2 separate regions of the Mus musculus genome follow, and region 1 is linked to region 2. The links are chromatin contacts, found by POLR2A ChIA-PET in ENCODE. All regions are on one chromosome and are shown on one strand. Each heading gives the region's core, a stretch centred on a gene start or an enhancer-like site at or near the end of the contact. The rest is flanking DNA. Distances are from core to core; before and after follow the strand shown.

Evidence for each region. ChIA-PET counts read pairs that join two places held with the same protein, here RNA polymerase II (POLR2A).
Region 1: POLR2A ChIA-PET joins it to region 2 with 20 read pairs in Patski. The contact joins the enhancer-like site here to the promoter of Vapa in region 2. POLR2A ChIA-PET finds 5 or more read pairs at or near these places in 4 of 5 experiments (Patski and embryonic stem cell).

The regions. Positions count from the first base shown.
Region 1 is chr17:65,736,225-65,740,264 of GRCm38, forward strand. All of the region lies in intron 1 of Rab31 (RAB31, member RAS oncogene family), which reads right to left. Among named protein-coding and RNA genes, the nearest start is that of Rab31, 35 kb to the right of the region's middle. Within about 2 kb of position 1,552, at least 1 of the 3 ENCODE cell types and tissues checked has a DNase peak (open chromatin) inside an H3K27ac peak, as active enhancers do.
Region 2 is chr17:65,611,049-65,615,178 of GRCm38, forward strand. It overlaps Vapa (vesicle-associated membrane protein, associated protein A), which reads right to left and starts at 2,507. Exons shown (of 6, transcript NM_013933.3): 1 at 2,172-2,507. The coding sequence starts at 2,250.

The sequences.
Region 1 (4,040 bases), core at 302-2,801, 120 kb after region 2:
ATCTGGTACATTCACTTTGCTGTCCACTTACATAGTTCCCAAACATAGCTTGGTGAAATGTATCCATTAAGCCATGGACTCTCCGTTCTTGGCCCCCCTCCCCCCTCCACAGCCCCTAGCAATCACATCTGCCTATCTCCATGCATCTAGTACCATACAAAATTGTCACCTTTTCTGTCTGGTTTTCTTTGTTTAACAACAGAGTTTTAAGGCTCACCCTCATCAGACTATGCGACCGCCAGATTTCTCTTTCCTTGGTGCTGGGATACCTGGGCACACTAAGCAAGCATCTTACTACGGAGCTGCCCCAGCCCCCAGCCCGATTCTTTCCTGTCTGTGTATGGCCACCATTTGTTTATCCATTCACTGTTAATGGACTCCCAGACTGTATCTGTCATTTCTGAACAGGGCTGCTATGAACATCCATGTACAAGTACTTCTCTTGGGAGTGCCTTCACGCCCAGTAGCAGGATTCCCAAGTCCTGGGTGCTGGGATTAAAAGCAGGTGCTACCTAGCCTGGCTAAAAATAACATTTTGTCTAAACTTAAAAAAATATATACAAAAAAAAGAATGATTATCAAAGGAAGTCAACTCATTTCATGCTACAGCTATATCCCAGATATAAAATGTGTTAAGATTTTATTGACCTCATTGTTAATGATGTTGCAATCAATTAAAATATGTTGTCAAACCTAATTTTTAAAGTAAATAAATGGATATAGAACTGGATGTGGCACATGCCTTTAATCCCAGCACCCAGGAGGCTGAGGCAGGCTATCTCTGTTTGAGTTCTAGGTCAGCTTGGTCTACAATTTAAGTCCCAGGACAATCAGGGCTACACAGAGAAACCCTGTCTCGGCAAACAAACAAACAAACAGATACAAAAGAAATTTGCAAACACAAATTGGCTTTTTATGGAGAAGTTTGTTTTACCTGTGGCCAACAGACTTTTTATTAAATAGCTAGAAGCTTACATAGGACTTAAGTTGATCTCAGACAAGAGTAGAATCAGACATTTTAGAGTGTACAAATAAGTGCACAACGCACTTCCCCATTGGAGACAGTAAATGACCTTTTCCTGTTTGTTCTAAATTTCCTATCAAGGGCTGGCAAGATGACTCAGCTTGTAAAGACGCTGCCAGCCAAGCCCAAAAACCTGAGGTGGATCCCTGGGGACCCATGTGGCAGAAGGAGAGAACACCCCTCAAGATGCCGTCGGACCTCCATACACATACCACGGTATGAATGTACAGAGCCCATACAAGCACAAATGTAAAGGTAAGGGGTGGTGGGACAAAAAGATTAAATTTCCTATCTATAGGACATGAAAAAATAAAAGGGGGAAAAAAAACTAAAGGAGAGCGCAAGAAAAGGAATTGGCAAAGACAATTATTTCACTAATCAAGTTGGGAAGCAGAAGGACTGCAGAACGCTGGGCTTGTGCCCCTCAGCAGTGGCAGGAGCCTAAGACCACAGGAAAGAGAGATGCAGATCTGGCCTGCAAGCGGGCTATGGCTGGCTGATGCCTGGGCTTCTCTGACTCATGGTGTGTCAGGGGTGAGTAACAGAACTGGTTTTGCACTGGAGCGGACAGGCTGGAGCAGCTGGAAGCAGGACAGGAAGCGCATCCGGACAATGGAAGCTCACTATCTTTCCACAACTACACCAGCAGGGACCTGTGGTGAAGGGTTACACCAGCGCTCCCTTCCTTAGGAACTAGCCTGAAAACTCCAGGGATGACCCTCACAAGGCTTGGAGTGTAGTTCTGTGGTACCAGGGAGAAAACACTCAGCTGTATGTTCCTTAGGCCTTACACCTCCAGTTGTTTGACTCAAGACAACATCTATCTGTCCTGTTTATTTTCTGCAACAGTTCCTGACTCAATTAAAGTTACTTTTCCTTTCCATCAGCTGGCAATGTACAAACAGAAGAAGTTACCAGATGCAAGAGTAGAAAGAAAGGGCTGGAGAGATGGCTCGGTGGTTAAGAGCACTGACTGCTCTTCCAGAGGTCCTGAGTGCAAGTCCCGGCGACCACATGATGGCACACAACCATCTGTAATGGGATCTGATGCCCTCTTCTGGTGTGTGTCTGAAGATAGCTACAGTGTGTTCATATAAATGCAAATAAATCTATCTTAAAAATAAAAAAGAGAGAGAAAGTAGAAAGAAAAGTCACAAAATTCTCAGGAAATACATGATTCTAAGGAAAAGTAGGCCTAGGGGGCTGAATTCTGAACACCTTACCCCAGGAGAAAATTCCAGTCCAGGGCATGGTTCATCTTTGTTTTTGTTTTGTGCTACTGTGAATCAAACTCTAGTCAAGGTCTCATGGTTGTTGGACCAACTGAGCTGTGTCCTGGCTCTTTCCTACTTTTGTTTTGGAACAAGATCTCACTAAGTAGCCCAGGCTGGCCTTGATTTCACCATAGCCCAGGCTGGCCTTGATTTCACCATAGCCCAGGCTGGCCTTGAGCCCACCTTAGCCCAGGCTGGCCTTGATTTTACCACAGCCCAGATACTCCTTGAACTTGGGATTCTCCTGCCTTCAGCCTCCCCAGCTGCTTTAATTCTGCCTCCTGAGTTTAAAGACACGAGCTACCACACCGGTATTGGATTGTTTCTTAAATGAGGATTATTTATAAATAAAAATATATTAGAAGGCAGGAAAAAAAAAACAATGGAAAAAAAAAAGATACACAGAACATCCTTAAGGGCCCTGGAAGCTCCCTTCCAGTCTCCATCAGGATCTACTATGGTTCTTCTTCCTGGTGGCGCGTCTGTGTCCAAGACTGCTCTGGCTGGAAGGAAGGCTGGCAATGGCTGGAAACCCGCAGCTCTGCAGTGCGGAGCATCACTGCAGTCTGCACCAGGGCTCAAAAACCTCAAAGCCCAGCCCTGCTGCTCCTGGAAGACGCTTAGCCAGCCCTATCCAAGCCCGTTTGAAAAAAGGTAATCCCGCCAGGCATGGTGGCACACGCCTTTAATCCCAGCACTTGGGAGGCAGAGGCAGGCAGATTTCTGAGTTCGAGGCCAGCCTGGTCTACAGAGTGAGTTCCAGGACAGCCAAGGCTACACAGAGAAAACCTGTCTCGAAAAACGAAAAAGAAAGGAAGGAAGGAAGGAAGGAAGGAAGGAAGGAAGGAAGGAAGGAAGGAAGGAAGGAAAAAGGTAATCCCAAATCAAACTCACCATTTCCAGTGAAGTCTGACCTGGACTGTAGTGAAGTTAACTCTGTGCAGGCTAAGAACAGGGCTGAGCAGTGCATAAGCAACAGATCCGAGTTCCCCCATCCACGGTGCTGCCCATCACTTTGGGAATGCGCTAACTTAATTCCTTGCCTGTCCTAAGTACCTGTGGACAATGACTGTGGGATATGTTCTACCCATGAAAGATTAAAAAAAAAAAAGTACCCCACTGGAAAGATGAAATAAGCCTTCATCACCCACAGCAAACTGGTCCTATGGTCCATGAGGAGACTGCTGGAGAAGCCAGGGCTACCGGGATTGACGACAGCCTTTCAAGACTCAGAAAGCCAGCAACACAAGGCGTCTGTGTGTGCAGATAGATGCATTTGTGAGTATCATCCAGGGAGGGCATGCTGACGGCTCAGGACAAAGTGTGACTTCCCATGGAATATACATCCTCCGACACCAGGGCCCTTCTCACATGGACAGGATGTCCCTGGACAGGCAGGCACAGCAGGGAGAAAAGCCTTATCAAGTCTGACTCCAGGCCTTCTGTCCTTGAAATCTACCCAGACAGTTTTATCTTGGGTGCCCAATTCTGGCACCATATTTTGCGGTTTATCCCAGAAGTGCCCAGAGTCGATCCTCTTAGACTTACTGAGAATGATTGGGTCGGGGTGGGGCGCACACACGACTGGTGCCTGCTTGAACATAGCACCTGCAAGTGGCCTGACCAGGATCAACATCCTACACAGCGGGGACTGGGGTTATGAACTCGGGGGGCCATAAGCTACCAGTCTGAAGATCGTATGCACCACAGTGCCCACTGGGGAGGCCACTGCTACCACTGAA
Region 2 (4,130 bases), core at 1,257-3,756:
AGTGTAGAACTGGGCATTTAAATTCAGAGGCTACCATTGTACCAAATTATCTTTGACTAACAAAGTAACATTAAGGAGGAAAGCATCAAACTCCAAATGTCAAACTCCTACTCCAATCCTCTCGAATTTCTCCCTCCCTATCTTTCCATCTCACCCACCTTTCCAGAAGTCTCTGAACAACTGGGCATTTAAGTCTATTCACCTCAATGTATCTTCTCACCTCAGGATTTACCCAACCACTCCCATTTGCATAACTTTCCCTAGGCAACTTGAAAGGAGCCTTTTTCCCTTAAAAGCTTCCACAGACATGCTACTCCCTCAAAGTACCACTTACCTGCCCTTTTCAGTAGTATTGGGATCATTTTTTTGGTAACACATAGTCTGTTGTATAAACACAGTTATTATTTAACATCAAAAATAAGTGGTCTATATGGATACTGCACAATGTAGTATTTCCAATCGTTTTTAAAACCTGTCTCATAAAAGACTTTTCACACATGTCTATGTGGTACAGATAATTTTCTCTTACAGTCAAAAGAGAAAAAGCAAACCACACAAAATATCGTAAAAATGTTCATTAAATCGCTTCTATTACCTATGGCTACTACAGTACTATAAGAACTTCTCAGCAAACCCCGCCCACTCCCTCCCCCCCTCCCCCCCCCAAAAAAAACCAATCAGGCAATACAGAAATTTGCTGCAGGAAAATACACACTACCCGAGGTTCTGAGACACTGTCTAGTGTCTCCCTTGTAGCCCGGGTTGATTTCAAACTTTGGATGGTTTCTGGACTTCCAGAATGCCGGGATTATAAGTGTGGTTCACGACCCAATTCCAAAGATATTAGAGCTGCCTTAAAATCACAATCAAGTTCTTGTCTAGTAAAGAGAAACTTGTGAATGTACTGAAACACCTGCAGGGCATGTGACTAGCAGAATACCCAATGTTTATAAGCCCTAAAACTATTTAAGATATAAAATCTTTAAGTGTCTGGAACTATTTTAAATTGTTCCCACAAGGACAATTCAGCTATTTTCATTTGGACTAACTCTTACACTACTATTAATGGGTTTACTTTTTCTCTTAGTACTGGAATCGATGTGCGCCTAAGGAAAATTGTTTTCATCAGTTCCTGAAATTAAAACGCAAGGTATTAACTTTCGGGGGGGGGGGAGGGGGGCACTTTACATTTAAAGATAGGAAGGATCACGTTTTCTCTTTAGCTCCATTCTTTTGGTTCTCCTTAAAATAAAGTAAATTGTTCTGTGTAACGTTTCGTTTCCTACACACTGAGAAGGCAAACCGCCTTGGATCTGAACAAGAATCACCAAGCCACTGTCTATCACAGTCAATGCTCCAAAGTCAACAGTTCCAGAGCTGTGTGGCACCTTAGCAGCTTTCTCGGGATACGCAGGGAAACCGCAAGCGTAAGCGGGTCACAAACGCTGAAAGAATTCTTCAGTAAAGACAGTGTGCACTCAAGGACTGGGTCCTCCGTACCTAGGGACAATCCGAGCTGACACAAGGGACCCACTACCATTAACCTCTGACCATGCATGCCCCAGCTGACGCACAGCTTTCTGCCGCGCGCCTGGGGGCCGTGCCAACACGCGGGGTCAGTCCCAGCCAGAGACTCTGCTGCCTGGTCTCCCGGCTCAGCCAGAGTCCCGCACCTGACCGGGAAAGACTCCGGGCGAGGCCGCGACCGTGAACGCCTCCTCGCCCGCGGCGGACCGCGCCTGCCCAAAGCCGCCGAACGGCGCCCACTGGCGCCCGCCGACTAGGGAGCTCCGGCTCCCAGTCGCCCTCCCGCACCGCCCGACCGCACCGCGCCGCGCCGCGGCCGCCCCTGGGGCAAGGACGCCATGCGGGCCGGCGGGCAAGGCGCGGGCGGGCTCCCACGGCGCCCCCGCGGGGCCGCAAGATGGCGGCGGAGCCCTCCGCGGCGCCCGGCGGCTCCCTCCCCTCCCCTCCGCAGCGCAGCCCAGCCCGGCCCGGCCCGGCCCGGCAGCGGCGGACGGCGAGGCGCGGGGCCGAGGGACGCAGCGGGGCCGCGGCTCCGACGCTCGGCCGGGGCGTGGGGGAGGGGAGCACGGCCCGGCCACCCCGCCGCCGCCCGCCAGCCCCAGCCCCAGCCTCAGCTCCGCTCCGGAGCGTCCCAGCCAGCCTACCTTTGAATTTGAGGTCTGAAGGAGGGTCGAGGACCAGGATCTGCTCGTGCTTCGCCATGGCCCCGGAGGCGGACGCCATAGGAGACAGCGCAGCGCAGAGCGGGGGCGCGCCCGCGGCGGCGGTTCGCTGGCGGGGGCGAGGGGACGGTGGCGGCGCCGGCTCCGCGGAGCTCTAGGACGGGGCCAGGCTCACGATTCCCGAAGCTCCGCGCCTGCTGCCGGGCCGCGGGGGTCCCGAGGGCAGCCTGTCCGCTCAGCAGCTCCGGGTGTCACAACTGACTCAACCCCACACCAGCCGCCGCGGCCACGCGCACTGCGATCCTCGGCGCCCCACGTGACGGGCCCTACGTGCCTACGTGCGCGCCCCCGCGGCCTGGAGCCCTCGTGCTGGCCCCGCCCTCCGGGCCTAACTGGGGGGTGGGAGGGGTCAACGCTGAGCTAGTGCGCCTGCGCACCTCCGACTTGGCCGCAGCTCCGGGCGCCGCGCCGCTGTCAATCTCCGTAGAGCAGGGTCGGGGGGGCGGAGCGGGGCTCTTTGCGGGGAGACGCGGTGCACGGCGCCCCGGGAAGGGGGTGTCGTTCTTGGGGCCCTGGAGCTGCGAGTGCGGGGCTGGAGCGCCGACTACGACGCTACCTCACGGCGTTCCAAGTGGAATTCCGAACGGAAGAGAGTCATGAAGCGCCGGGTACCTCGACTCCCAGCATGCCCTGTGCGGGCGGCGCCTCCGCGGTGGCTGCTGGGAACCGGGAAGGCGACCTGGGTCCGTTGGAGGCGAGTGGGTGGGGCCGCTGACGCGGCTTTTGGCTCGCCGAGGGCGTCTTGTCTGCCCTGGAAAAGAGAAGGGTTTTTGCAGGCTGCCTGGAAGCCAGGCATCCCAGGAGAGACCGCCCTTTGGGAGAGCGGCAGGGCGTGTCCCTCTGGTCTGCTGGGGATTCCTTCCGCCCTCAGCGAACGTGCGCTCCGTTCTGCCTGCTGTTCCAAGACTGCCTCCTCCCCATCTCCCTCCTGCCCAGCCAAAGGAAACACATCTCGCTCACAAGCGAACGAGTTCCAGGGGAAATCTGTGCCAGGCACAGTTTCTCTACAAGGGTAGAAACGAAATCTCTGTTCCTACAGCGTGGAGTTCACGTGCTGTATCTACAGTGTGGTTCACTTCAAACTCATACCCAAATCTGTTTGCCACATTCTCGTGCTAGGGACGAATTTTATCTGTATCACTTAGGAGAGCCTGTACCAAATGAGAAAAAAAAAAAAAAATGCCAAGCAAGTTGCTGACAGATATTCAGCCCCTTGCCAGGGTATCCAGGGACGGGAAGAGCAAACAAAACAAATGGATGTGCTGTAAAAACCTTTATTGTGTCCTATGGTGCTGCTTGAATTTAAATCTCTAGGAAGCTCCGTGCGAAACAAAGCACATATTCATGCTTCTGCCACGAAAAGGCACTCTAGATTGCTTGGAAGTAAATGTCGAAATGAGCAGTCTAGAATACAGCTAATTAGACTTTTTCAACTTGCCGCCCCGACACCTGAAAAACTTTCATGCCACTCGAGGTATATAGGATATAATAGTGGTATAAAGCAAACATTGGTCGTTTAAAAAAAAAAGTTTGTTTTCTTTCTTTGAATGCTTACTTTGTATCCTAACCTAAAAAATGAATTTTGAAAAGAAGCAGACCAAAAATCCATTTAAGACAAAAGCAAGCTTGTATGCAAACGAGATGGATTTCCTTGTTCATCTCTACGTAAAAATTATTTATTCTTGGCTGAATATTTGATATTGCTAAACACAACATTGTCAACTTTTTTTGTAATTGATTGCTATTTTGATTTTATAATTACCAATGCTGAGAATCATTTTATATAAATACCTAGTGCAAAGTGGCAAAAAAATAGATTTGGAAACATTTCAAAAATAGTTGGAAATTCTATCCCAATCACCAGCCAAAATTTTCGTGTGA